Regions from separate parts of the Homo sapiens genome. Here all the other regions are linked to region 3. A link is an interaction called in ENCODE POLR2A ChIA-PET data of the cell type or tissue named here. Cell type or tissue: K562. All regions are shown on one strand. Links, peaks and the distances in the headings refer to the core of each region. The heading gives the core; the rest is flanking DNA. Region 1 has its middle 32 kb from the start of UBE2E1. Region 2 overlaps UBE2E1 (ubiquitin conjugating enzyme E2 E1). Region 3 overlaps RPL15 (ribosomal protein L15).

Region 1 (10,273 bases), core at 4,166-8,165, 150 kb after region 3:
ACTTGAAATGTGGCTGGTCCAAATCGAGACATGCTCTACAAGTAAAATACATATAAGAGTTCACAAGGCCAGGCGTGGTGGCTCACACCTGTAATCCCAGCATTTTGGGAGGTCAAGGCAAGGCGGATCGCCTGAGGTCAGGAAGGAGTTCGAGACCAGCCTGGCCAACATGGTGAAACCCCGTCTCTACTAAAAATGCAAAAATTAGCTGGGCATGGTGGTGGGCACCTGTAATCCCAGCTACTCGGGAGGTGAAGGCAGGAGAATCACTTCAACCCGGGAGACAGAGGTTGCAGTGAGGCAAGACAGTGCCACTGCACTCCAGCCTGGACGACAGAGCAAAACTCCACCTCAAAAAAAAAAAAAAAAAGTGTTCGTAGACTAGGACAAACAAAACACAAATAAAAAGAAAAAAGATGAAGAAAAAAGAGTTCATAGACTTAGTATGTAAAAAAGATTGCAGCTGGGCATAGTGGCCTGCGCCTATAGTATAGTCCCAACTACTTGGGAGGCTCAGGCGGGAGGATTGCTTGAGCCCAGGAGTTCAAGGCTGCAGTGAGCTATGATTGTGCCACTGTACGCCAGCCTGAGTGACAGAGCAAGACCTTCTGTTAAAAAAATAAAAATAAAAATAAAATTGCAAGTCTGTTTTCTGCTGCTGTAATAGAATACCACAGAATGGGTAATTTGTGTAATTTATAAACAATAGAAGTTTATTTGGCTCACAGTTCTGGAGGCTGAGAAGGCCAAGATTGAGGGATTGCATCTGGTGAAATTCTTCTTGCTGAATCATATCATGGTAGAAAGGAAAGCAAGCACATGGGAGAGAGATGGGGGCTAAACTTCATCCTTTTATCAGGAGCCCACTTCCAAAATAACTAACCCACTTCCACAATTAACTGCATTAATCCTAGGGCAGAGCCCTCGAAACCCAATCACCTCTTAAAATCCCCACCTCCTGATACCATTACATTGGCAATTAAATTTTAACATGAGTTTTGGAGGGGACATTCAAACCACAGCATAAGCTATCTTATTAACTTTTTATATTGATTACATGTTGAAATGATCATTTCTGGTTAAATAAGACATGTTATTAAAATAAATTTTACCTGTGTTTTTTTACTTTTTAAAAATGTGGCTGCTAGAAAGTTTTACTACATATGTGGTTGGCATTATATTTCTATTGCACACTGCTGAGTTAGACACTTAGAGTGTGAACACTGTGAGGTGGCCATTATTACTGAGACAGCTCAGCTTAGTATGTCCCACACCAGGACTTTCCTTTGCAATTCTACCATTTTTTTTTTTTTTTTTTTTTTGAGACAAAGTCTGGCTCCATTGCCCAGGCTGGAGTGCAGTGGCAAGATCTCAGCTCACTGCAACCTCTGCCTCCTGGGCTCAAGTGATCCTCCCATCTCAGCCTCCTGAGTAGCTGGGACCACAGGCATGCACTAACACACCTGGCTAATTTTTTTTGTATTTTTTGTAGAGATGGGGTTTCACCATATTGCCCAGGCTAGTCTTGAATTCATGAGCTCAAGCGATCCACCCGCCTCAGCCACCCAAAGTGCTGGAATTACAGGCATGAGCCACCATGCCTGGCTCTACCAATTCTTTTATTTTCTTGGGTTGGAAACTTTTTCTATATGACCTCATTTTCATTCTTATAATAATCATTCTGCAATTTTATGATTTTTTTAAAAAAACTTTTTTCCCATATTTGTTGACTTTCTTTCAGTCTGTCTGCAGTAAATCGTAAAAATATTACATGGAAAGAGCTCATGGGCTTTTCTACAAGGACAATAAAGAAAGGTAATCTGGGAAGGTAGCACCAGGCTTGACAGGAGGGGAGACCCCAAGAGCTGGAGATAGTGTGTTCAAACCAGGTTGCAAAAAAAAAAAAAAGAGCTGGGGAGGATGGTGCTGGGGGAGAGAGGAAAGGAAAGTGGTCTTACTTCTTGGGACTTGGGGCAAGGTAATGAAGACATGGCCTCTTCCCAAGAGGAGGGCCTAGGTACCCTTCAGTTAAAGTTTGTCCTAAAGATGTGTTGCCTCAGAACTTCCCAGGTGGCATCCTGGCCTCTGGGTGGAGGGCAGCTGACTGCCCTATGCTGACCTGGTTCCTTCCTGCAAATCCAGATGAGCCACCGTGAAAAATAAATGAAGCTACCTTCTGCTCACACCAGGCTCATGTTTGGCACAACAGATTTTAAGTAAGGACCTGTGGATTCAGAATGAGGGCTAACGTGAGATTTTAATTTAAAATGGAATAATGGTTCTTTCCAAATCTAAGCTAACAATGTTAAAACTCAGCAGCAATGTATTGCCACTTTAGAATGAATATAAATCTGACTTTTAAGCATCAAGTTGACATTATGTTAAGCAACATTAAAATATTTAAAAGAGTCTGCATCGGGAAACTCTGAACATCATTACTCCCTCCTGTTTCACAAAGTTTTTAAAGATTTGGGCTCTTTTTTTTCAGTGTGATCATAGGGGACATTGCTCTGGTTTATATGTTCAGGCTGCTCATTCTAATTCCCTGACACTAGCAGAACAAAGTAGACTTTTCTCAAATGAATCACTCCTTACAGAAAGAAATCACATGCTTTCCTTGGGAAATTTGCAACCTCACACTCAGTCCCAGAGGGACAAAGGATAATGATTTCATGTTGTCTGGCTACTTACTCCCTAGTGGTTCTGAAACATGGGTTTTCCTTTGAAAGGAAAGATGCCTCGTCCTTTTTAAAAGATATCACAAGGCTCTCTGTGGCACAGTTCAGCCCTGGCGTCCACCACAAAGACATTTGTGTGTCCTTCTGGGGCTTTGAGCCAGGCATACAGTCTGCCCAAACTTTCTGCCCATCTGCCACATGGAGGGCAAGGTGCTTCTGCCAGGCCACAGCAATAGGAACGCTGCTCAGGAACAAAGACAGCCCTTGCTCCTGTCCCGAGCTGTGAGTGAGCTGCCTAGGCACGAGCCTCAGGCCACCCCATGCCTGAGCCTGGGCGTTTATATACAGCAGTGTGAGGTTTGAAAAGCCAGTATAGCCACCTTAGTTTAACAGATGGAAGGATAGTGTATGGTCTGACAAGTGTGTGACATGGGGGCTGAGGGGGAATGTCTCCTTTGCTGGAGTAGCCATGAAAGTGGTGGTGAGTTTTATGGGCTCAGCAGAGGAACCTTTGTAACCGTACCTGAGAAAGCGACTTCCTTCTCCCTGACTTCTTTGAATCCCTGCCAGCCTAAAGTTCAGGATCCCCATGGAAGCCCCCAAATCAGGGACGGTTATACCTCTTAGAAGTTATGAAAATTGGCAGCCGGGCGCTGTGGCTCACACCTGTAATCCCAGCACTTTCAGAGGCTGAGGCTGGCGGATATGAGGTCAGGAAGTCGAGACCATCCTGGCTAACATGGTGAAACCTCGTCTCTACTAAAAATACAAAAAATTAGCCGGGCCTGGTGGCGGGCGCCTGTAGTCCCAGCTACTCGGGAGGCTGAGGCTGGAGAATGGCGTGAACCCGGGAGGCGGAGCTTGTAGTGAGCCGAGATCGCGTCACTGCACTCCAGCCTCCGTGACAGAGCAAGACTCCATCTCAAAAAAAAAAAAAAAAAAAAATAGTTAAGAGAATTGGCTTTGGAAAGAGTTTTCACAGTTCCAACCTTAGCTCAGCTATTTACTGCCTGTGTGGCCAAATTGCAAGTTGCTCAACATTTCTTTTAGTTGAACCTCTGACAGATTCCTACCCTAAGATGAGGATTCAGTGCAGTCAATTATTAGGGAGGTGACGGAATGGATTAGGGAAGGTGGACGGAAGGAAGCTAATAAGGGTGCATTTTAAAGCCAGCTACCACAATGGGCAGCTGAAGCTTAAACCTTCAGGAAAACTCTGGGAAACAGAGTAGAATACACAGCTTACAATCATTCCAGCCAAGTGGAGAGGGAGCTGGGATATATATACCCCCACACCTGGCAGACACATGTTAAGGGCTTCCTGAGGGGGCAGTGAAGACCCAGACACTTCTGGCCTGTCATGTTCATGGACAAAGCGCAAAGGCAGCTCTCACAGAGACGCAGGGGATGGCCATTGGGAGCCGGCCTGGGGTGCACCAAAATGGTAAAGGGATGTGGGCAGAACAATGGCAGCATCTGCTATACTCTCGAAGCTTCATGTACTGTTTTGAAAAGTAAGGTCATCATAGTTTTTATCTCATAGGAAGGATGATATATATATATATATATATAAAGGCCTGCTAAGTCCTCAGCATAAGGAGCAGCTTGTAGCAGCACTTGTTAAATACTGGTTATTATTACTGGAACCACTCAGCAGTTTTTGCCCTAGGATTTTGTTTGCAGTTTTGCCATTTCTTTTATTTTCTTGGGAGTTCCTGACTTTTTGCCTACAGCACAAACATATAGGTCCAAAGAAAGAGGCTTGTGGCTTGTTTTCATTTGTCCAGAGGACGTTGAAGATATCACTGTCACCTTTTAAGTTGAGATGCAGCAAGTCAAAGATGCAGGGTAGCAACTGGCAAGATATGTCTTCTGCCTTGGCACACTTCTACCCGCCCAGTAGTTGAGTTGTGAGAGGGTGCTGCTTAGGGCCCAGGGGGACCAGCCCCTCATTTGTACACTGGGAAATCAAAGAGTAGAAAAAGCTGTCTTTGCTTGCAAACAAGAGAGCGCACCAGTAGTTGTGTCTCAAATAACCTGCAAAGAGGTTTGGCCAGGGGAGGGATGGAGGTGACTTTACATTTGCCGTAGGGATTCGCAGTTTCTTCACAGTAGAGTTTACAAAGACTTGGCTTAAATGTCATGTGAGTGTGCACACACACGTGTGTATTATACTGTATACAGATTCTCCTTGACTTATCATGGAGTTACATTCTGACAAATCCATTGCAAATTAAAAATGTAAGCCAAAAATGCAAGTCAAAATGCGTTTAATACACCTAACTTACTGAACATCATAGCTTAGCCTACCCTGCTTTAAATGTGCTCAGAACACTTACATTAGCCTACTGTTAGGCAAAATCATCTCACACAAAGCCTATTTTATGTTATTATTTACTTATTTATTTATTTTTAGAAACAGAGTCTTGCTCTGTCACCCAGGCTGGAGTGAAGTGGTATAATCATAGTTCACTGCAGCCTCAAATTTCTGTGCTCAAGCGATCCTTCTGCTTTAGCCTCTCGAAGTAGCTAGAACTACAGACGTGTGCTACCATGCCTGGCTAATTTTTGTAGAGATAGGGTCTCCCTATGTTGCCCAGCCTGGTCTTGAACTCCTCAGCTCAAGCAATCCTACCTCTTCAGCCCGCACAAAATGCTGGGATTACAGGCATAAGCCACCATGCCTGGCCAAAACCTATTTTATAGTAGTGTTGAATATTTCATGGAATTTTTTTTTTTTAATTTTGAGATGGAGTCTTGCTCTGTCTCCTAGGCTGAAGTGTAGTGGTGTGATCTTGGCTCACTGCAACCTCCGCCTCCCGGGTTCAAGCGATTCTCCTACTTTACTTAGCCTCTCGAGTAGCTGGGATTACAGACACATGCCACCACACCCAGCTAATTTTTGTATTTTTAGTAGAGACGGGGTTTCACCATATTGGCCAAGCTGGTCTCAAACTCCTGACTTCAGGTGATCCCCCCGCCTTGGCATCCCAAAGTGTTGGGATTACAGGCATAAGCCGCCGCACCCAGCCCCCATGTAATTTATTGCATAGTGTATTGAAAGTGAAAAACAGAATGGTTGTATGGGTATTTGAAGTTTCTACTGAATGCTTATTGTTTTCACACCATCCTGAAGTCAAAAAATCCAGTAAGTGGACCGTGCCTGGTGGCTCACACCTATAATCTCAGCACTTGGGGAGGCTGAGGCAGAAGGAATACTTGAGCCCAGGAGTTTGAGACTGGTCTGGGCAACATAGTGAGATCCTGTCTCTACAAAAAATAAAAATAGGTAAGCATGGTGATATGTGTCTGCAGTCCCAGCTACACAGGATGCTGAGGTTGGAGGATTGCTTGAGCCCAGGCAGTCAAGGCTACAGTGAACCATGATCATGTCATTGTATTCCAGCCTGGGGGACAGAGTGAGACCCTGTCTCAAAAAAAAAAAAAAAAGTGGAATCATTATAAGTCAGGGACCATCTGCATATATTTTATCATATGAAAGGGAACTGGAACTCAACATGCCTTAAAATTTTGTATATAGAGTTATTTATATATAATTGTTTCTGGATGGGATTTATGAGTAATTTTTTTCTTTTAATGTGCTACAGTCTACATTTTCTATGATAAACATGCATTACTTAAGCAAAACAAAATGATGACTTTTTTTCTGGAGACAGACAAGATCTCGCTGTGTCACCCAAACTGGAATACAGTGGAACAATCATGGAACAATCATAGCTCACTGCAGCCCCAAACACCTAGCCTCCAGCAATCCCCTCACCTCAGCCTCCTGAGTAGCTGGGATTATAGGCACGAGCCACCATGCCTAGCTCAATAATTACTATTTTTAAAAAAACAACATCACAACTAACAGATCTAGAAATGTAACCAGGCCGTAGGAGTGCCAAAGGCTTATTTTTTTTAATGAAGTATTAAAATTTTTTATTTTATCTAAAAAAAAAAAAAAAATGTAACCAGGCCTGAGAAAGCAGGTTGAGAGCAAAGAAGAAGCATTTTTTTTTTTTTTTCAGTTTAAAAAGCAATGACGGCTGGGCTTGGTGGCTCACACTTGTAATCCCAGCACTTTGGGAGGCTGAGGTGGGTGGATCACAAGGTCAGGGGTTTGAGACCAGCCTGGCCAACACAGTGAAACCCTGTCTCTACTAAAACTATGAAAATTAGCTGTCCATGGGGGTGGGTGCCTGTAATCCCAGCTACTCAGGAGGCTGAGGCAGGAGAATCGCTTGAAACCGGAAGGTGGAGATTGCAGTGAGCTGAGATCGTACCACTGCACTCCAGCCTGGGCAACAAGAGCGAAACTCCATCTCAAAAAAAAAAAGCAATGACTTGGCTGGTCGCAGCTGCTCACACCTGTAATCTCAGCACTTTGGGAGGCCGAGGCAGGTGGATCACTTGAGGCCAGGAGTTCAAGAACAGACTGGCCAACCTGGTGAAACCCCGTCTCTACTAAAAATACAAAAAATTAGCCGGGTGTGGTGGCGTGTGCCTGTAGTACCAGCTACTCCGGAGGCTGAGGCAGGAGAATCGCTTGAACCCGGGAGGCAGGGGTTGCAGTGAACCAAGATTGCGCCACTGCACTCCAGCCTGGACGACAGAGCAAGACTCCATCTCAAAAAAAAAAAGCAATGGCTTAAAATACCCACTGACCACCCTCCTCTGGGCTGCCTGCTCTTGTGTCTTCATCAGGTATGTGGTGGTGAGGATGCAGTTCTCTTCTAGATAAGGCACTGAAACGATGATGGTGCAGTGCATTTATTAGAAACTGCTGCAAAATTGTTAGAAACTGAGGCTATAATCTTTTCAAATATCTGAGATTTTACACATATATATGTTATTCTTTAATTCTACATTGTATTTTTACCATTTTCCCAGCACTCAAAATTAATAAAGCAACACAGTATGATAAATACTTAGGAGTTGCACAAGAAATGTATTTTTGTCAGTATGCTTCCCCCCCTCCTTTTGACAATTCACACTGGGGACAATAAAGATTAATCACACAAGGGAAAGTGAATAAGTGAAAACAAGTCCATTGGCAGTCACATAACAGCAGCTTAACTGTGCCTCCAGGTTGGGTACTTATTTATCATTACTCTCTCAGTATCCCTTTTAATTCAAGTTTTATTCCAACAATTCAAGAATCAGTCTATTAAAAATATTAAACTATAAAAAAAGCAATTATTATGCCAAAGGCACAAAATATTGAAATAGGTTTTACAACAAAAGTCTGTGCATGAGCCTATGTGTTATTATTTCAGCTCTTTGCTCAATCCAGTGGAATATTCTACACTCATTAGCTCTAGTGTTTATGAGAGTTTAACAACTGCTTGGTTTTCACGGCCAACATGATTATGCTCTGTCTTTGGTTCTCATACAGCTCTCTTTTGCATTCAGCTTACAGAATTTATTTATTTATTTGAGAAGGAGTCTCACTCTGTCACCCAGGCTGGAGTGCAGTGGCGCAATCTTGGCTCACTGCAACCTCTGCCTCCCAGGTTTGAGCAACTCCCCTGTCTCAGCCTCCCGAGTAGCTGGGATTACAGCCACCCACCACCACAGCCGGCTAATTTTTGTATTTTTGGCAGAGACGGGGTTTTGTCATGTTGACCAGGCTGATCTTGAGCTCCTGACCTCAGGTGATCCTCCCGCCTCGGCCTTCCAAAGTGCCAGGATTAGAGGTGTGAGTCCCCTCGCCTGGCCAGAATTGACTTTAAAACATAGCTAATATAAAGAACAGACTTGATACTCCAGAGTTTGGGGGCTTTAGAACCTGGCTCCCTGACAGAGCAATGAGTTCTTTGAAGGCAAGGACTATTCTATGCACTATAGCTTTATGTCCACCCTGGACTAGGTAGAGATTGAATGAATGGCTGAGTGATAAAAATAGCAGCTGGCACCAAAAAAAATGATTTTATGAATTAGTTTTGTTAGACCTTAGAAATAGCATACACTATTTTTTTTCTAATTTTTATTTATTTATTTTTTTTGAGACGGAGTCTCACTCTGTCGCCCAGGCTGGAGTGCGGTGGCGCAATCTCGGCTCACTGCAAGCTCCGCCTCCCAAGCTTACGCCATTCTCCTGCCTCAGCCTCCCGAGTAGCTGGGACTACAGGCGCCCGCCACCACGATCGGCTAATTTTTTTTGGTATTTTTAGTAGAGACGGGGTTTCTCCTTTTTAGCCAGCATACACTATTGTTAAGTACAAAGAGGAAAAAAAGTTTTGCAGTGGAGAAACCTGGCAGACACCACCTAATCCAAGTGATTAAAGTGGACATAATCATTAATGGGACAGATTGATGTGACGCATGAAGAAGGACAGTGTCAATTCCGGGGTATTCCTACAAAAGATGCATAACCTGACTCTACTCATGAGGAAACAGTAGACAGACCCAAAAGAAGAGACAGTTTGCAAAGCAACAGGCCTGTACCCTTCAAAAATGGCAATGTCAGGAAAGAACAAAAAATAAATCAATAAAAAACATTTAAACACTGAGAGGTGCTTCCAGATTAAAGAAGAGGCTTGGCACCTAAATGTATTTTATGATCTTGGATTCTAAATTGGCCAGAAAATTGCTTTAAATAACATCATTGAGAAACTGGCAAAATTTGAATGTGGACTGTAGCTTAAATCATAGTATTGCATGAATGTTCAACTTTCTGAATTTGATCATTTTCCCAGAACCATATGAGATAATGTATTTGTTTTTAGGGTATACATGCTGAAATATTTGGTTGGTATAAATGGTTCAACAAACATAGACTACCACAAGTCTAAGTGCAGTTTTACTTTTTGAGACAGAGTCTCGCTCTGTCACCCAAGCTAGAGTGCAGTGATATTGGCTCACTGCAACCTCCACCTCCCGGGTTCAAGCGATTCTCCTGTCTCAGCCTCCCCAGTAGCTGGGATTACAGGTGCCTGCCACCACGCCCTGCTAATTTTTGTATTTTTAGTAGAGACAGTTTTCACTATGTTGACCAGGCTGGTCTTGAACTCCTGACCTTGTGATTCGCCCGCTTCAGCCTCCCAAAATGCGGGGATTACAGGCATGAGCCACTGTACCCGGCCCTACGTGCAGTTTTAAGAAATTGAGGTGAAATTCACATAAGATAAAATTAATTATTTTATTTTATTTTTTAGAGACAAAGTCTTGCTCTGCCACCCAGGCTAGAGTACAGTGGCATGATCATGGTTTACTGGGACCCTTGTATGTAAAAAGGGGATAATATCTATGTCATACAATAGTTTTGATGGTTGAAAGAGAATATGAATGTGAACTTCAAACTCCTGGGCTCAAGTGATCCTTCTATCTCAGTCTCCTAAGTAACTGGGACTACAGGTGCGTGCCACCACACCTGGCTAATTTTTAAATTTTTATTTTATATAGAGAGGGAGTATTGCTGTGTTGCCTAGGCTGAACTCAAACTCCTGGCCCCAAGCAATCCTCCCACCTTAGCCTCCCAAAGTATTGGGTTATAGGCTTGAGCCACCATGCCTGGTCAGATTCACCATTTTAAAGTGTACAATTCAGTGACCTTTAATACATTCATGGCTGGGCGTGGTGGCTCACGCCTG
Region 2 (10,273 bases), core at 3,232-7,231, 75 kb after region 3:
CATTAAGAGTTTCTCACTAACCCCTCAATTTTGGGTTGACTTCATTTTGAGACTGGCTCTCCACATAGGATAGCTTGGAAAAGATAATATATCTCAGGAAAAGAGGTAAGCTTTAAAAACATCCCTCCCAAATACTTTGGTATATCTCTCATCAGTTCAGATTAAGTTAAATACCCTCTCTGAACCAATCACTGTGGGTAGATGCATAAAGCTTTTTTTTTTTTTTTTTTTTGAGACTGAGTCTCTCTCTGTTGCCCAGGCACAATTTTGGCTCACTGCAACCTCTGCCTCTCAGGTTCAAGCGATTCTCCTGCCTCAGCCTCCCGAGTAGCTGGGACTATAGGCATGCACTACCACAATCGGTTAATTTTTCTATTTTTAGTAGACGTGGGGTTTCGCCATGTTGGCCAGACTGGTCTCAAACTCCTGACCTCAGGTGATCCATGCACCTCGGTCTCCCAAAGTGCTGGGATTACAGGCATGAGCCACCATGCCTGACCAAGATAAAGCATTCTGATGGGCCTGGGCTTGGGTCAGCCTATCACCACTGGAGGGTAAAAAAAGACCCACTTGAACCATGTGGATAAAACGAATTATTATAAAATGAGGAGTGTTGGTACCCCAGGGGGATGTTGGGTGAACAAATAACATATGACCACCACAGATGGTCACTGGGTGGTATCCCTGAAAAACCACCACCAGGAATTTTTGAGCACTGGCAGACTACCAAATGCAAAACCTGTACAAAGCAAGACTACAGGTGTACATGTAGTTATTTTCACCAATTCACTCATTACCAAGAAACAAGTTAAGAGGGACAAGTGTCTCCTCTCCCCTCCAACTCTCCTATATGCATTTAAAGACTGAATTGTGAACAGAAATGAAGAGACCTAAATTTAACAGCTAAAACCATAAAACTTATATTAAAAAAAAACAACAGAAGAAAAATCTTTGTAATCTTTGGGTAGGCAGATTTCTGAGGAGACAAAAGCATGAATCACACAAGAAAAAACTGACAAACTGGGCTTCATCAAAATTAAAATGCTTGGCTCTTAAACAGACACTAATGATAAACCCACAGCCAACACCATACTTAATGGTGACAAGAAAATGATTTCTGAGGACTAAGATGAGGAACAAGACAAACATGTCCACCCTCACTACTACTTATTTTATTTTTCATTTTTTTCAGAGCAAAAGAACTTGATACCCTTACTACTTCTATTCAATATTTTACTGGAAGTTGTAGCCAGGTGAATTACAGCAAGAAAAAGAAATAAGGCAGCTGGGCGCGGTGGCTCACGCCTGTAATCCCAGCACTCTGGGAGGCCAAGGTGGGCAGATCACCTGAGGTTGGGAGTTCGAGACCAGCCTGACCAACAAAAAATAAAATTAGCTGGGTGTGGTGCCGCATGCCTGTAATCCCAGCTACTTGGGAGGCTGAGGCAGGAGAATCACTTGAACTCAGGAGGCGTAAGTTGTGGTGAGCCGAGATCATGCCATTGCATTCCAGCCTGGGTAACAAGAGTGAAACTCCATCTCAAAACAAAAAAAAAAACAAAACAAAATAAGGCTGGGCATGGTGGCTCATGCCCATAATCCTAGCACTCTGGGACGCCAAGGTGGGAGGATCACTTGAACCCAGGAGTTCGTGACCAGCCTGGGCAACATGGTGAGACCCCTGCTCTACAAAAATACAAAAACCTAGCTGGGTGTGCTGGGTGCAGTGGCACGTGCCTGTAAGTCCCAGCTACTGGGGAGGCTGAGGTGGGAGGATCGCTTGAGCCCAGAAGGTCATGGCTGCACTGAGTTGAGATTGCACCACTGCACTCCAGTCTGGATGACAAAGTGAGACCCTGTCTCAAAAAAAGAAAAAAGAGAAATAAAAAGTATTCAGATTGGAAAAGAAGTAACACGATCTGTATTTGCAGATGACATGATCTTGTAGAGAGAAAACTCAAATCCACTAAAAAGCTCTTAGGACCAATAAACAAGCTGAACAAAGCTGTAGGATACAAAATTAATACACAAAAACCAACCATCGCTATATACTACCCGTGAGTAATCAGAAAATGTAATTTTTAAAAATTCAAATTTACAATAGTATCTGAGTAAAATACATAAGAATAAATTTAACATAAGCATAAAATATGTACACTGCAGACTAAAAACCATCATTGAAATAAATTAAGGGAAATATAAATAACTGAAAAGACATTTAATGTTCATGAATCATGTGTTAGTCCATTTTGTGTTGCTATAAAGGAGTATCTAAGGCTAGGTAATTTATAAAGAAAAAAGGTTTATTTAGCTCATGGTTCTCCAGGTTGTACAAGAAGCATAGTGCCAGCATCTGCTTCTGGTGAGGCCTCAGGAAGCTTCCACTCATGGCAGAAGATGAAGGGAGAGCAGGCATGTGACATGACAGGAAAGGGAGCATGAGAGAGTGGGGAGGTCCCAGACATTGTTTAAACAATGAGATCTTGCATGAACAAAGCAAGTGAAAACTCACTCATTACCGTGAGAGCAGCACCAAGCCATACATGAAGGGTCTGTCCCTGTGACCCAAACACCTCCCACCAGGCCCCACCTCCAATGCTGGGGATCACATTTCAACACAGGATTTGGAGGGGACAAACATCCAAACTGTACAGATCTGAATTTTAATTTTTTTTTTATTTTTTAGAGACAGGGTCTCTGTCACCCAGGCTGAAGTGCAGTGGTGCAATCACTGCAGCCTCGAACTCCTGGGCTCAACTGATCTTCCCACCTCAGCCTCTTGACTAGCTGGCACTACAGATGTGCACCACCATGGCTGGCTTATTTTATTCTTTATAGAGAAGAGGGTCTCACTTTGTTAATCAGGCTCATCTCAAACTCCTGGCCTCAAGTGATCTTTCCACCTTGGTCTCTCAAAGTGCTGGGAATATAGTAGGCATGAGCCACTGTACCCAGCCTAAAATTAATATGGGAATACTTCTCAAACTGGTGTACAGATTCAACATAAACCCTGTAAAAACCCCAGCTGGACTGTTTAAAAAAAAACAAAATGAAAAACAGAAATTGACAAGCGGATCCTAAAATTCATATGGAAATGCAAGGAACATAGAATAGCCAAACAATCTTTAAAAAGAACGAAGCTAGAGGACTTCCTTCTCAATTTCAAAACTTACTATGAAGCCACAGAAATTAAGACATCGTAGTACCAGCAAAAGGATAGATACAAAGATCAATGGAACCTAATTAAGAGCCCAGAAATAAACTCTTACATTTACAGGTAAATTGATTTTTGACAAGAGTGCCAAATCAGCTCAATGGAGACAGAATAGTCTTTTTTATCAAATGGTGTTGGGAACAAAAGAATAGCCACAAACAAAAAAATGAAACTGAACCCTTCTTCACACCACACACAAAAATTAACTCAAAATGGATTACTGATCCAAATCGAAAAACTAAAAGTATGAAACTCTTAGAAGAAAATATAGGAATAGGCTGGGCATGGTGGCTCATGCCTGTAATCCCAGCACTTTGGGAGGCTGAGGCAGGTAAACTGCTTGGGCCCAGGAATTCAAGACCAATCTGGGCAACGGGCAACACGGCAAAACCCTGTCTCTTAAAAAAAAAAAAAAAAAAAAAAAGCTGGGTGTGGTGGCGCACATCTGTAGTCCCTGCTACTGGAGAGGCTGAGGTGGGAGGACTGCTTGAGCCTGAGGCTGCAGACAGCCATGATCATGCCACAGCTCTGGCATGGGTGACAGAAAGAGACCCTATCTCAAAAAAAAAAAAAAAAAAAACAATCAGGTGTGCCGGATGCAGTGGTGCATGCATGTAGTCCCAGCTACTTGGCTGAGGCAGGACCATCACCTGAGCTCAGGAGTTTGAGGCTGCAGTGAGCTAGGATTGCACCACTGCTCTGGTGACTGAACAAGACCCTATCTCAAAAAAAAATAATAATAATAATAAAGAGGAGTAGATAATGGTTTCTTAAATACAATTCCAAAACACATGCAACAAAAGAAAAATAGGTAAACTGGACTTCATTGAAACCACAAACTTTTGTACTGCAAGCAATACCATCAAGAAAATAAAAAGACAACCCACAGACAGGGTAGAAAACACTTGTAAATCATGTATCTAATAAAGTACTTTTATCTGGAATAAAAATAATTTTTAATGGCCAGGCACAGTGGCTCACACGTGTAATCCCAGCACTTTGGGAGGCTGAGGCAGGAGAATCACTTGAGGCCAGGAGTTCAATACCAGCCTGGGCAATATAGTGAAACCTTGTCTTAATAGATTGATATATTAGATAGATAAATAAGAACTTTTAAAATTCAGCCATTAAAAAGCCTGAATTTTATTAATAAAACAGGCAAAATATCTAAAAGACATTTTTCCAATGAGAATATGTCAATTTTGATCCAATGAAGATACCCAATAATCACATGAAAAAGATGTTCAACATCATTGCTATTAGAAAAATACAATTCTGAATGTCATTTTTTAAAAATGAAAATCAAAGACACACCATTGTTGGAGACAGTGTGGCAATTCCTCAAGGATCTAGAGCCAGAAATACCATTTGACCCAGCAATTCCATTACTGGGTATATATCCAAAGGATTATAAATAATTCTACTATAAAGACACTGCACACATACGTTTATTGCAGCACTATTTACAATACCAAAGGCTTGGAACCAACCCAAATTCCCATCAATGATAGACTGGATAAAGAAAACGTGGCACATATACACCATGGAATACTATGCAGCCATAAAAAAGAATCAGTTCATGTTATTTGCAGCAACATGGATGAAGCTGGAAACCATCATCCTCTGCAAATTAACACAGGAACAGAAAACCAAACACTGCATGTTCTCACAAATAAGTGGGAGATGAGCAATGAAAACACATGGACACAGGGAGGGAAACATCACACACTAGGGCCTGTCAGAGGGTGAGGGGTAAGGGGAGGGAGAGCATTAGAACAAACACCTAATGTATGAGGGGCTTAAAACCTAGATGACAGGTTGATAGGTGCAGCAAATCACCATGGCACATGTATACCTATGTAACAAACCTGCACATTCTGCACATGTATCCCAAAACTTAAAGTAAAATTCAAAAAGAAATTTAAAAATTTTTTTAAAAAGAAAGAAAATCAAAGACACAATGAAACAACACTTCACACTCACTAGGCTAACTACAATAAAAACCATGGATAATAGCAAGATGGGAACTGGCTAGATGGGAATGTAAAACAATGCACTTAGGAAAACAGTTTTGCAGCTCCTCAAAATGTTAAACATAATCATTAACATCTGACCCAGCAAAACCACTCCCAGGTTCCTAAAAAAATAAAATAAAATATAGCCATGCAAAAACTTGCACATGAATGTTCATGGCAACATTATTTTAACAGCTGAAGGTGGAAACAACCAAATGTCCACCATATGGATAAACATGGTATATCCCTACAATGAAATATGTATTATTCAGCCATAAAAAGAAATCAAGTACTGATACATGACACAACATGGATGAACCTTGAGAACACTGTACTAAGTGAAAGAAGCCACTCACTAAAGACCACATGAACTCATGGTCTTCACTGCTTATTAGGCCCCCTTGGCTTACCAACACCTCTCCCCCTTTGATTCCAGTTAGGACTTTCTTGCTAATGCTATTCCCTCTTCCTTTCTTAGATGCCCTCCCTTTTGGCCTTCTGTTTAAATTCTTTCCTAATCTCTCTATATTCTTCTATGAAGTTTTCCCCAACCAAACCACTTGATTTCTCCCATATCTGAACTGTCAGGGTAGTTACTGATTATATCACATTATGTGGGCATTTAAGTATATTGTATTTTTTTTTCTAAAATTGTGATTATCTTCCTCCAAGCTTATTAAGCATAAGGACATATTTGGGTAAGAGAACGTGATGGAAACTAACATTTACTAAGTACCTGCTTAGCTAAAGTTTTTTGTTTTTTGTTTTTTTTTTTTTGAGACAGAGTCTCACTCTGCTACGCAGGCTGGAGTGCAGGGGCACGATCTCAGCTCACTGCAACCTCCATCTTCCGAGTTCAGGTGATTCTCCTGCCTCAGCATCCCAAGAAGGTGGAATTACAAGCATGTGGCCACCACACCCAGCTAATTTTTGTATTTTTAAGAGAGACAAGGTTTCATCATGTTGGCCAGGCTGGTCTCAAACTCCTGACCTCAAGTGATCCATCCGCCTTGGCCTCCCAAAGTGCTGTGATTACAGGCATCAGCTATTACGCCCAGCCTAGATATTTAATATACGTTTTTCCTTAAAGCAAGTTACTTTAAACTCTGAGCCTGACTTTCTTCATTTGTAAATAAGGAAATTACTGCACAGGTTTATTGTGAAAACACTGGGGAAAGTCCAAGATATCTGAAGTTAAAAAACCAAGGTACAGAACAGTGTTTACAGCAAGTTACCATTTGTGTTTATTTAAAAAAGGAGGTAGGGGAAAGGGGTGTATAATCTATTATTATAGATTAAGTATATCTAAAGTAATTCACACAGGATGCACAAGAAACTGATAACAGCTATTGCCTTTGGGGCTGGAAATGGGAAAACTTACTTTTTCTATATATCCCTTTCTACTGTTTTGAGTTGTCTATCACGTGCATTATTTCCAAATAACAATTTTAAGGCTGAGCATGGTGGCTCATGCCTGTAATCCCAGCACTTTGGGAGGCCGAGGTGGGTGGATCACGAGGTCAGAAGATCGAGACCATCCTGGCTAACACGGTGAAACCCCGTCTCTAATAAAAATTAGAAAAAATTAGCCGAGTGTGGTGGTGGGCACCTGTAGTCCCAGCTACTCGGGAGGCTGAGGCAAGAGAATGGCATGAACCTGGGAGACGGAGCTTGCAGTGAGCTGAGATCGCACCACTGCACTCCAGCCTGGGTGACAGAGCGAGACTCTGTCTCAAAAAAAAAAAAAAAAAAAAAAAATTTAAAGTACATGTACACACACAGATATGAAATATATTTTTAAAACTATTAATACCACAGGGTATTTCTACCCTTAAGGGTGTAAAAATAAGCTTCATTTCAGTCATAGTTATCATACTAATGTTTATCACCTTTTTTCTTTGAAAATGCTCTTTTCACTACGTACTACTGATGTCATGACATTAATGGATGTCTTCTTTTCATCTAGGAAGTTAAAAGACTTATCTACCCTTTATATTAAAAGTACTATATGTGACTGGTGTATAAGATCACTACATGTCCTGGTTTGCCCAAGACAATCTTGGTTTATGCCTACTGCCCTGATGTAATTATTAGTAATTATATGATCGCCCTACTGATGAACCAAAGGGAAAATAAGTCTATTCTTCTTATAACATCAATCAAAGACCATTCCATCAAATTTAGGGATAAACTATATTCTTTTGTACAATGAATTCCTCTTTGGTGAGTTTCAAGAATTAGCTTATCTTCTTAAAACGTGTAATAACATGATTAACATATTGACCTCGCACAGCCTACCTGGCCCCTGCCCTTAGAATATTTCAAGATAGCAGCTATTTATTCATCTTGATAAATCGATTTAAAAAGAAAAAAAAAAGTAGCTAAACACCTAGCTATTTTTACTATAGGCAGTTAAAAAGACTGTTTCTCTATGTCCCATCTTTAACAATTCCATCTCAAATGGTATACTCCAAGACTTATTAAATACAGCTTAAACATTCCATTTTCCATCTCTATTACCCATTCCCTTTTTTTTTTTTTTTTTTTTGATGAGATGGAGTCTCGCTCTGTCGCCCAGGCTGCAGTGCAGTGGCACGATCTCAGCTCACTGCAGCCTCCGCCCCCTGGGTTCAAGTGATTGCCGGGCCTCAGCCTCCCGAGTAGCTGGGACCACAGGCATGTGCCACCATACCCGGATAAATTTTGTATTTTTAGTAAAGATGGGGTTTCACCATGTTGGCCAGCTGGTTTCAAACTCCTGACCTCAGGTGATCTGCCCACCTCGGCCTCCCAAAGTGCTGGGATTACAGGTGCAAGCCACTGCACCTGGCCCCATTCTCTTTTTTAAGAGACTGTGGCCTTGCCATGTTGCCCAGGCTGAACTCAAACTCCTAGCCTCAAGCAATCCTCCTACCTCAAGCCTCCCAAGTAGCTAGGACTACAGGAATGGGCCACTGCACCCAGCTCTATTACCCACTCTTGAATAGGCTTAAAAGGAATTTAAAAAACCAAATGTTTCAACATTACATTTACCTTAAACTAGATTTATGTAAGACATTTATTTAATTATCCCTTCCTGACCATTAAGAACTACTTTCTCTTACAGGTACTGAAAATTCATGTTACTGATGTAAGAACTTTTCCCAAATAATACAGAGAATGACAGTTAACTATCAGATAAGCTAGGGCACTGGTTTGAAAACCTTAGTTGCCTAAGGAGCAAGAGTTGGCAAACTATGACTCACATGGGCCAAATCAGGCCCTCAACCTGTTTCTGTTTGGTCTACTAGTTAAGAAAGGTTTTCACATTTTTAAGTGATTAAAAAAATCTAAAGAAAACTAGTATTTTATGACACGTGAAAACTATTAATAAATTTTATATTGAATTATTAAATTGAAATCGGTGTCCGTAATAAAGCTGTATTGGAACACAACCACATTTTTTCATTTATGAATTGTATATGGCTGCTTTTGTACTATGGGTAGAGTTGAACGGTTCTAACAGAGATCAAATGGCCTATGACGCCTAGAATATTTACTACTTGGACTTCTGCTAAATAACTTTGCCAAACTCCACCCTAGAGAGGTTTTGTTTAAAAAGAAAAATTATATATATACATACACACACATACACACACACACACACACACACACACAGAGAGAGAGAGAGAGAGAGAGAGAGAGAAACCAAAACAGTGGGGAGATGGACAAAAGAGGAATTTCCATTTTTAACAACTGCCTCAAGTAATTCTGATACAGACAATATATTCAGAAAACACTGATCTACACTCTACTCCTACATATGCTTAGAAAAAGGGAATTGTCATGTGGCTTACAATTTCATTGCTAAATAAAATGGGGGCAACTTGGTAAACAGAGGCTTTCTTCCTTCTATCAAGAGAGTATATATGTGCATAGCCAATTCAGCCTCCCCACTCCTGAAGAGTGTGCAATGCATTCTGCCAGACACACAGATCTTGAGGTAAAAAGAAGAAAATATCCTGTCCATTAAGAAGAAAATTTTAATTTCACATAAAATTTGCTTTAGTTTATTGTCAAGATTTGTGATTTTGAAGCTACACTTAGGAAATCCTTCCTGGCCTGTGGGTCGCATTTTCTTTCTTCATTGTATAGTTTTAAAATTTCACATGTGAGCTTTTAATCTACCTAGTCTACCTTCATATATGGTATTAAGTAGGAATCCGGTTTTATTTACCTCCTTGTGGTGAGTCAATTTCCCTATACCATCTATGAACAATCCCATCTTGTCCTCAGTGTTTGGTGCTGCCATAAATTATATATTATATATTAAAATCCTACATATACACATGTCCATCTCTGGGTGCTCCAAGTCAGCTTCATTGGTCTGTTTACCTTACCACAGGGCTACGGTAATAAATACAGTGTAGTATTATTGGAGCACGTCTTCATATCTGGGAGAGCAACAACCCATCTCCCACGCATAACACCTAAGACTGACCTACATGTTCATGAACATATTCTCCATATGTAAGTGTAGAGTATGATTGGCAAAAATTAGAAAATCAGAACGCACCTAAGAGGACACAGGAATTCTCATGCTCTGCTACTGGTGGGCATGGAGATGAGTACAGCCATTCTGGGGAACAATCTGGTACAACTTAAGTCAAATCAAATTTAAGTAAGCCCTATGATCCCCTTGCAGTTCTGCTTAATTCTTACAGAGGTCCAAAAAAGATTACGGACCAGAATGTTCACTGTTAGTGGGGATGGAGAGCTGGAAACGATCTGGTCTTCTATAAGATAAAATGAGTATACCCCTTGGAATACTATGTGGCTGTTCAACGCAATGAATTAGATGCTTGCATAGCAACAGGGAGAGAGCTTAAAACATTGTGCTTAGAAAAATGTAAGAAAGAATTAGGCATCATTTATGTAAGTTAAAAATACAAACACTAAATACATTTTACAAGAACACAAACAATATAGTGAAAGGCATTAGAATGGGTGCTTTTGGGGCAGAAGTAGAAAATGAGGATAAAATAGAATAAAATAAACAAGCAGG
Region 3 (10,273 bases), core at 4,694-8,693:
GTATCCAGATATTTACATATTGAAATACATATTGTTTTATTGTAGGTTACCTTTATTTTGGCTGGCTGTGGTGGCTCACGCCTATAATCCCAGCACTTTGGAAGGCCAAGGCAGGAGGATCAGCTGGGCAACATGGCAAAATTCTGTCTCTACAAAAAAAAAAAAAAAAAACAGCCGGACATGGTGGCATGCACCTATAGTCCCAGCTACTCAGGAGGTAAAGGTGGGAGGATCACCTAAGCCCAGGAGGTGGAGGCTGCAATGAGCCATGATTGTGTCACTGCACAATTGTGCCTGGGTGACAGAGTACGACCCTGTCTCAGAAAATAAAAAAATGAAAGAGATTACTTTTATTTTTTTCTTCATATTACAATTTGGGCATTTTATTGACTCTTATGATCATTATAATTATGAAATTATATATATAGATTAGTTATTGTCTGTAAATTTAATTTCATAATAGTAAAGAGGGCATTGTAAATTCCTATTATAAAAAGGGAATGGTGGGTCCTTTCAACCCCAAAATAAGATTGAAAACTGTTTGTATAGTGTAGATTTTTTGTCCTTTTTTTTGGCGGCTTATTTATCTTTTATTCTGAGGTTCAAAATCAATGGAGGGTTTCAAGCAAAACACTGCCATGATGTAACTAGCTTCAGACACATCATCCTTGCTGCATTTGGGAGAACGAATTGCAGGGAATCCAACCCAAAGTGCTGGGCTTAGCAGGACCCTCCCCCTGCACTGCTTATTCCACTACATCTTTATCCCTTTAGCCCGCCATGGCTGTCAGGGTGTTGCTCAGCCTCTCACGCACTCAGCCACCCCTTCTAGAATCAGCAAATACCCCCCAGGATGAAGCAGCTCTCAATGTGACACTCTCTCTGGATTCCCCATGTTCTTCCAGATCTGGGTTCTGTAATTCTTCATTGCTTATTAGCTCTCCAATGCCTTTAAGTAGACTCAATATATATGACATATTCTATGTACTTATAATTTGACCTGCCTTTCTAGTTGTCCCTGGAGTGTTTGTCCAGATTATCCATTCCACCAATTACTTATTCCATCATTATGAAAACTAGAAATTCTATCATTTTTTCCAATTAAAAAAAACAAAGACTGGAAGAAAATAAACCAAAATGATAACATGGTTCTCTCTGAGTAATGGGATTCAGGTAATTTTTTATTGTCTAGATTTTCCAAATTTCCTGTAATTCAAAAATAAAATATCTCTTATGTGCTAGTATTATGTTAAAGAAGTCTGGGCATCCCACAAATTTTAAGTACATTGAAACATAGAGGTTGGGTGCAGGGGCTCATGTCTGTAATCCCAGCACTTTGAGAGGCTGAGGCAGGAGGATCACTTGAGTCCAGGAGTTTGATAACAGCCTGGGCAACATGGGGAGACCCTTTCTCTACAAAAACAAAAACAACAACAACAAAAAAAATTAGCCTGGTCTGGTGGCACATAACTCTAGTCCCTACTACTCAGGAGGCTGAGGTGGGAGGATCGCTTGAGCCGGAGACGCAGAGGTTGCAGTGAGCTAAGATCACGCCACTGCTCTCCAGCCTGGGTGACAGAGCGAGACCCTGTCTCAAAAATAAATAAATAAATAAACAAATTTTTTCAGGTAGTCCAAAACATGGTTTTTATTTTTATTTTATTTATTTATTTTTTGAGATGGAATCTTGCTCTGTGGCCCAAGCTGGAATGCAGTGGTGTAATCTCGGCTCACTGCAACCTCTGCCTCCTGGGTTCAAGCCATTCTCCTACGTCGGCCTCCAGAGTAGCTGGGATTACAGGCGCCTGCCACCATGCCCTGCTAATTTTTTTGTACTTTTAGTAGAGACGAGGTTTTACCACGTTGACCGGGCTGGTCTCGAACTCCTGACCTCAAGTGGTCTGCCCCTCTCAGCCTCCCAAAGTGCTGGGATTACAGGCATGAGCCACCACGCCTGGCACAAAACATGGTTTTTACAGTTAATTTTAATTTTTGTTTTAAATATATTTTCTTTTCTTTTCTTTTCTTTTTTTTTTTTTTAAAGAGATGGAGTCTCGCTCTGTCGCCCAGGCTGGAGCGCAGTGGCACGATCTCGGTTCACTGCAACCTCTGCCTCCTGGGTTCTAGCAATTCTCCTGCTTCAGCCTACCAAGTGGCTGGGACTACAGGCTCAGCGCACACCGCCACACCTGGCTAATTTTTTGTATTTTATTAGAAACGGGGCTTCACCGTGTTGCCTAGGCAGGTCTTGTACTCCTGAGCTCAGGCAATCCACCCTTCTCGGCCTCCCAAAGTGCTAGGATTACAGGTGTGAGTCACAGCGCCCGGCCTTTTTTTTTTTTTTTTTTTTAAGCCTAAATCATACTTTGAGGCTTCTGTTTTTTTGGTCTGACTTCCTCATGCCCTTGTCGGTTTCTCCTAAAAGCACTTCAGTAATGAAAAACTAGCAAACAAATCTTGACTTGGAGTCAGCTTCCACATATGGCATTATCTGAAATTACAGTGTTTCTAGGAAAAAAATTAGTATGAACATTTTTTTCAAGATGCAACAGGATCTTTATTTTTCTGTACAAGCCAAACATGACACATATCAGAATTAAGAATGTAAATTACATTTTATATATTTAGAAACTTAATGTCAGTTCACCAAAGAGTTATGGGGGATTGGAGAGTTACTAAGCACTAATGGTATTCAAATGATAACATTTATTTATTTATTTATTTATTTATTTATTTATTTATTTATTTTTGAGACAGAGTCTTGCTCTGTTGCCCAGGCTGGAGTGCAGTGGTGCAATCTTGCCTCACTGCAACCTCTGCCTCCTGGGTTCTCCTGCCTCAGCCTCTTGAGTAGCTGAGACTACAGGTGTGGGCTACCATTCCTGGCTCAGATGAACTGTGTGTGTGTGTATGTGTGTGTGTGTGTGTGTGTGTGTGTGGTGTGTAGAGAGAGAGAGGAGAGAGAGTGTGTCTTGTTTTGTTACCTAGGCTGGAGTGCAGTGGCACCAACATGGCTCACTGTAGCTTCGACTTCCCAGGCTCAAGCAATTCTTCCACCTCAGCCTCCTGCATATCTGGTACTACTGGCATGCACCACCAGACCAGGCTAATTGTTTAATCTTTTGTAGAGACAGGATCTCACCATGTTGCCCAGGCTGGTCTGGAACTCCTGGGCTCAAGCAGTCCTCCCACTTTGGCCTCCCAAATTTCTAGGATTACAGGTATGAGCCACCATGCCCAGCCTTGGATGATCATTTTTTGAATCTTTCTTTTTGATAAGCAAAACATCCTAGCTTAGTTAATAATCAACCTCGGGAAGCTAAATAGTATGTTTACACTCTCATAGAAACAAGTTTCGTGATTTGATGACTGATAATTACATCATCCATCAGTTAATGTCTCTAACTAACTAGGACTGCCAAATAATGAACTTCTCTCCAAATGACAATGAGAATTGCCAATAAATGAGTTCAGATGTTCACAGCATGCCAATTAAATCAAATGCTTTCATCAGTTTTGGAGGAGTGAGTTGCCGTTTGCCAGGATTTCAGAGTGAGCTGAAGTGTGCATTCCAGCTACAGCATTTCGTTAAGTTTGAATGCTTTGATTATGAGGTTTAATGTCACAAGCCAACTATAGCACCTTCGCAGTAGGTTTTTTTTTCTTTCCTCAACTAAGAAATATAGAGATGGGGGCCTCACTATGTTGACTGGACTGGTCTCGAACTCCTGGCCTCAAGGGATCCTCCCACCTTGGCCTCCCAAAGTGCTGGGATTACAGACGTGAGCCACTGCACTCAGCCTTGCAGCAGATTCTTCTTTTTCTAAAGAAAACTTGAGCAGCATTTTATACTAAAAGGCTTTATTTTCAGTTTATTTTTCTTATATAAAAATAGGTTGAAAACTATATGTATAGTGATGATGTTCACTGCATCATTAATAAGAATAACTAAAATCGATGGAGAAGCTAAATGTCTAGTCAGCCTTCCCAAGGCTGAACTGGAATGATGTTGGGGCTGTGGAGAGTGTTGCTTGGTTAAAAACTGCGACATGGATTTCATCCTGTTTGGGGCAGCTGATGGTCAAAGTGTAGCTTGTTGGTGCATGTCACCCCCTATTGGTATTTCAGGCCAGCTTGATCCTTCTAGGACAAATCCAAAGAATTGTTTCTTCTCTGAATGATGAATATTTATAAAACTGATTTCAAAGGTCCAACAGTTTGGCAAAAGATGCAGCCAAATTGCAGCAAATGGAAAACTAAAGGTCTTTTTCGACCAAAACCTTTTTTCTTAGAAAAGGTGTTGTAGCAGTTCATTCTTCTACAGTTTGTACCATTGGGATAAAACTCTTATCAAAAACTTCTAAAAACCTAAAATCGCCCTGACAAAGGAAGTGGTAATTATACAATTAAAATATCTATAGCAACAAATACTATTCTCATATGAAATCTATACATCAAACTTTTTACGGTAAAACTAGACTTCATATGCCTCATCTTCATCTACTAGAGAATGACACAAAAAAAAAGAAGAGGAAGAAGAGGAAGAGGAAAGAGAAGGAGAGAAAGAGGAAGAAGAGAAAAAAGAGAGAAGAGGAGGACGAGGAGCAAGAGGAGGAGGAGGAAGGAGGAGGAGGAAGAAGAAAGAAGAAGAAATAAAGAAGAATTTCAAGGGTCTAAGTCAGTACTATGGCCGGGCGCCATGGCTCATACCTATAATCCCAGCACTTTGGGAGTCCAAGGCAGGTGGATCACCTAAGGTCAGGCGTTTGAGACCAGCCTGGCCAACACGGCGAAACCCTGTCTCTACTAAAAACACAAAAATTAGCTGGGCGTGGTGGCGGGTGCCTGTAATCCCAGCTACTTGGGAGGCTGAGGCAGGGAGAATTGCTTGAACCTGGGAGGCAGAGGTTACAGTGAGCCAAGATTGTGCCACTGCACTCCAGCCTGGGCGACAGAGCAAGACGCTGTCTCAAAAAATAAATAAATAAATAAAAATAAAAATAAATAAATTGGCACTATACAACAGAAATTTCTGTGATGGTCAAAATATTTTCTGTGCTGTCCAACGTGGTAGCCAATGTGCCCACTGAGCATTTGAAATGTAACTAATATGACTGGAGAACTGACTTTTAAATCCTATTTAAATTTTAAAAGTCACAGATGGCTAGTGGCTATCATATTGAAAAGCATACAGCTAAAGTATTTTTCAGTGAATATTTGTGGGTATACAGCAAGGAAGCTATCACATAATAAAGTGTCAAATGAATTGGTTGCAGAGTTGTATGCAGATAACCATATTTTACCAAATGAATTAACTCAATAAGGGAATGCATTGTCTGTAGGAGAATTGTAAAACAACAAAAACTGAGTAAAAGTACATTTATTTATTTATTTATTTATTTTTTTGAGACAGAGTCTTACTCTGTCAACCAGGCTGAAGTGCAGTGGCGCAGTCTTGGCTCACCGCAGCTTCAACTTCCCAAGCTCAGGTGATTCTCCCACCTTAGCCTCCTGAGTAGCTGGAACCACAGGCGCATGCCACTGTGCCCAGCTAATTTTTTGTATTTTTAATAGAGACGGGTTTCGCCATCTTGCCCAGGCTGGTCTCAAACTCCTGAGCTCAAGCAATCCGCCTGCCTCGGCCTTCCAATGTGCTAGGATTACAGGTGTGAGCCACCAAGCCCAGTCTCAGTATGTTCTTTTTCAACATCATCATATTCTGGCAATGCTAAGCAATGTCAGTGACAAAATACTCTCTCTACCAGTGTGGACTGCGCTGGTTCCTGCTTTCTCCTTGGTATACTAGCTGTTTTCCATAATACTTCAAATGGGTACAAAGACTAAAGAGAAACGAAATGGATTAGTGTATGTGGTAGACATTAGAGCTGTTCACAAATATTTGATTCTCTCTCTCCTTCCAAGCACTGGAAGATATCACTTCCCCACCCTTTGAACCCAGGAGTAGCCATGGGACAACCTGAGCAGAAGCTTTACAGGTTAGGGTGTTCTACGCCATGCTCTTTGCCCTCTGCCATGGACACCTCGCAATGTTCCAGATAGTGTCTGTTCTAACAGTCTGGATTCTAGAGTGAGAACAATCTTTAACATACATGAAGTATGATCAAGAAACAAATCTTTATTATTTTAAGCCACTGAAATTTGGAGGCTATTACTGTTGCCTCATTTAGTCTGCCTGATACAATATAGCTACTAATTTGGTTTAGGAATTTCAGAACTTAAAGATGAAATCAGAACTTAGAATTGAAAGGCGAAAATGAACAGTTGAAATTTGAAGAATTTATTCTACATAAAGTTACCTTCAAGAATCTTATGAGCAGGGCCAGGCTTGGTGGCTTATTCCTGTAATCCCAGCACTTTGGGAGGCCAAGACGGGCGCAGATCACCTGAGATCAGGGGTAATAGACCAGCCTGGCAAACATGGTGCAAACCCGCCTCTACTAAAAGTACAAAAAAATTAGTAGTGGCGCACACCTGTAATCCCAGCTACTTGGGAGGCTGAGGCATGAAAATCACTTGAACCCAGAAGGTGGAGGTTGCAGTGAGCTGAGATCGTGCTACTGTACTCCAGCCTGGGTGACAGAGACTCGTCTCAAAAAATAAGAATCTCATGAGCAGAAAAATTATGAAGCATAGGAGAAATGAGCTAGCAGCTCCTTCCAATTTATTAATATAGCATGGTACATAAGGGAGGGGGGATTCTCTGATAGAAAAGTGGAAAGCCACTGTAAAGCAAACATAAAAAACGCTTTTAAATGTACAAATAATGCTCAACTTTATTTATTGAATTAGTTAGGGCTAAGCTAGGCTATGCTGCCATAATAACAAAACACAACTAATGCAGTCGTTTGACACAATAAAATCTTACCACTCATGCTGTCTGATGCGGTTGAGCAGCTTTCACCCATCTTGTATTAATAGCTATGCTATCTGGATCACTGGCTTCCACAGTTGTGGGAAGTGTGGAGGAGGCATACCAACTGTTGTTTTTCTTGGAGGGAAGTAATATGACCCCAACCTAAATGCATGAGAGGCCAGGAAAACAATGTAGTTTAGTTGTGTTTTCAGGGGGAGAAAAAGCTATGGTATGCACATAGCTTTGCCTCTGCCACACTCAGAATGCAAAATAAAAGTAGAGAAGAGTATCATTTCCCCCTAACAGACTGGCAGATATCCCAAAATTTGATTACATACATTAAAGAGGGTGTGGATAAACAAGTCCTCTCCTACTTTGCTGGTGGTAGTGAAAATTGGTTCAACTTTTATGGAAGACAATTTGGCAATATCTATAAAAAATTATATACATACAATTTTTAACTCTGCCATTCTACTTCTAAGAATTTATTCTACAGATGAATAAAGATGTATGCACACATTTTTCTTTTTGTAATAGCAACAGATTGGAAGAAATTTAAATGTCCATCAGGAGGGTCCACATCCAATGAATCATGGTACATCCACATGATGGGATACCATGCAGTTATACCAAAAGAATGAAGTTCCAGCCGGGCACGGTTGCTCATGCCTGTAATCCCACTACTTTGGGAGGCTGAGATGGGCGGATCACCTGAGGTCAGGAGTTCGAGACCAGCTTGGCCAAAATGGTGAAACCCCGTCTCTACTGAAAATACAAAAATAGCTGGATGTAGTGGCAGGCACCTGTAATCCTAGCTACTCGGAGGCTGAGGCAGGAGAATCGCTTGAACCTGGGAGGCAGAAGTTGCTGCGAGCCAAGATTGTGTTACTGTACTCCAACCTGGGCTATAAGAGCAAAACTACATCTCAAAAAAAAAAAAAAAAATGAAGTTCCTCATGAGCTGATAAAGAATAAGCTCTGAGATACATAACTAAACAAAAAAATCAACAATGTGTATCATATCCTACCACTTGGGGAAGAAAAGGAAAAAATACATATGTAGGCCAGGCACCGTGGCCCACATCTGTAATCCCAGCACTTTGGGAAGCAGAGACAGGAAGATTGCTTGAGCCCAGGACTTTGAGACCAGCCTGAACAACATGGTGAAACCCTGTCTCTACAAAAAATACAAAAATTAGCCTGGCATGGTGGTGTGCACCTGTGGTTCCAGCTACTCGACAGGCTGAGGTGGGAGGATTGCTTGAGCCAGGAGGTTGAGGCTACAGTAAGTTGTGAACGCGCCACTACACTCCAGCCTGGGCAACAGTGAGACCCTGTCTCAAAATAAAAAAATATTGTTAAACTGATCACCTTGCCTCCAGGGAGAGGAACTAGGAGGCAGAAGGGTTTGTACTGTAGAGCCTATACTTATCTTTTGAATTTTTAACGTTAATGTATTATCTATCAAAAACTTTAAGTTGGCCACGTGCAGTGGCTGACACCTGTAATCCCGGCACTTTGGGAGGCCAAGGCGGGAGGATCACCTGAGGTCAGGAGCTCGAGACCATCCTGGCCAACATGGTGAAACCGTCTCTACTAAAAATACAAAAATTAGCTGGGTGTGGTGGTGCGTGCCTGTAGTCCCAGCTACTCGGGAGGCTGAGGCAGGAGAATCGCTTGAACCCGGGTTGCAGTGAGCTGAGATCGTGCCACTGCACTCCAGCCTTGCGACACAGTGAGACTCCATCTCAAAAAAAACCAAAACAAAACAAATAAACTTTAAGTGTATAGGATTTGAATTCAGACTGTCACTGTATGACTTTGAGCAAGTTGCTTCATCTTTGTGTTTCCTCATTGGCAAAAAAGGATTAATACTAGTAACTGCACCTTTTGGGATTGTAAGAAACCAATTGTTATTTTTGAGACAAGTTCTGGCTCTATCACCCAAGATGGGAGTGCAGTGGTGTGATTTCGGAGACTACAGGCGTGCAACACCATGCCCAGCTGATTTGTTATTTTTTGTGAGATGGGCTCTCACCACGTTGCTCAGGCTGCTCTCTAACTCATGAGCTCAAGCCCACCTTGGTTACCGAAAGTGTTGGGATTGCAGGCGTGAGCCACCGCACCCAGCCAATTGTTGTTATTACTAAAGTAAATTTGGGCCCGGTGTGGTGGCTCATTCCTATAATTCCAGCACTTTGGGAGGCCAAGGCAGGATTGCTTGAGGCCAGTAGTTTGAGACCAACCTGGGCAACATAGTGAGATCCTGTCTGTACAAAAAATAAAAATTGGGCTGGGGGTGGTGGCTCACGCCTGTAATCCCAGCACTTTGGGAGGCCAAGGCAGGTGGATCACTTGAGGTCAGGAGTTCGAGACCAGCCTGGCCAACATAGTGAAACCCAGTCTCTACTAAAAATACAAAACTTAGCTGGGCATGGCAGTGTGCGCCTGTAGTCCTGGCTATTTGGGAGGCCGAGGCAGAAGAATTGCTCAAACCCGGGAGACAGAGGTTGCAGTGAGCCGTGATTGCCCCACTGCACTCCCACCTGAGTGAGAGTGAGACTCCATCTGGAAAAAAAAAAAAAAAAAAAAAAACTCAATAATCAATGTTGCTGTGTGAATTACATGCCAATATAGAAATAGTAAAGCAAATGGGAACAGCTTGTGGGGCGGTCAGGGTATAGCTAATAAAGTGACCCTTAATATTGGAGTAAAGCTTTCCCATCATAAAGGCATTAGGAAGTGTTTGGTGTATTTGAAGAACAAACAGCAAGGAGCCTGGGGTGTGGACTGCAGTAGGACATGAGGTCACACATAAAGTGGGAAGATCATGAAAGCTATCATGAGGACTTTTGATTTTTTTGCACGGGAGTGCCATGATCAATTTAATAGGATCCCTTGGACTACTGTGTGGAGATAAAACTGTTGGGTAGCAAGGACAGGAACAAGGTTTTCTTGTAGAGACAATGCTGACCTTTGGCCCGAACCCTTTCTCTCCTTCCCAAATTAGTCATGTTTAAGGATTTTTTTTGTTTTTAGGTCTCACTATGCTGCCCAGGCTGGCCTCAACAAATCCTCCAGCTTGTCTCCCAAAGTGCCAGGATTACAGGCCTGAGCCACCACACCCAGCTGAACAGTTTTAGATAAAAACCTAATTCATGCAATGATCAAAGAACTGAGAGAATAAGTACATTTTATGCTATCTCAAATTATATTATTTCTATAATCACATTTTGATGCCTTTTTGCTGGTTAGGGCATTTGGTTTGCTTTAAAGTACATTAGCACTGTAAGATGACAAAAAATAACAGAAGGTCCATTTGTTTTAGTTTAATAGACATTTATTCCTTCAGTTGAACAACCTCTACACAATTAAAATGTATGACTTAAGATCTTTTCT

Evidence for each region. Peaks named below come from ENCODE experiments on the same cell type or tissue, not always from the same donor. Only the 100,000 strongest peaks of a DNase experiment are listed, where the experiment ranks them.
Region 1: POLR2A ChIA-PET joins it to region 3 with 6 read pairs; 7 of 35 experiments call an interaction of 5 or more read pairs at or near these places.
Region 2: POLR2A ChIA-PET joins it to region 3 with 5 read pairs; 19 of 35 experiments call an interaction of 5 or more read pairs at or near these places.

Annotation. Positions count from the first base shown.
Region 1 is chr3:23,769,128-23,779,400 of GRCh38, reverse strand. No RefSeq gene overlaps it. Among named protein-coding and RNA genes, the nearest start is that of UBE2E1, 32 kb to the left of the region's middle. In K562, for the core only: no CTCF peak of the experiment used is centred there; no DNase peak of the experiment used is centred there; H3K27me3 peaks cover 1,701 bases.
Region 2 is chr3:23,844,203-23,854,475 of GRCh38, reverse strand. All of the region lies in intron 3 of UBE2E1 (ubiquitin conjugating enzyme E2 E1), which reads right to left. Among named protein-coding and RNA genes, the nearest start is that of UBE2E1-AS1, 42 kb to the right of the region's middle. In K562, for the core only: no CTCF peak of the experiment used is centred there; no DNase peak of the experiment used is centred there.
Region 3 is chr3:23,920,767-23,931,039 of GRCh38, reverse strand. RPL15 (ribosomal protein L15) reads right to left here. Exons shown (of 4, transcript NM_002948.5): 4 at 10,051-10,273. It also overlaps a transcript of NKIRAS1 not described here. Among named protein-coding and RNA genes, the nearest start is that of RPL15, 8.8 kb to the right of the region's middle. In K562, for the core only: no CTCF peak of the experiment used is centred there; a DNase peak (open chromatin) is centred at 6,989.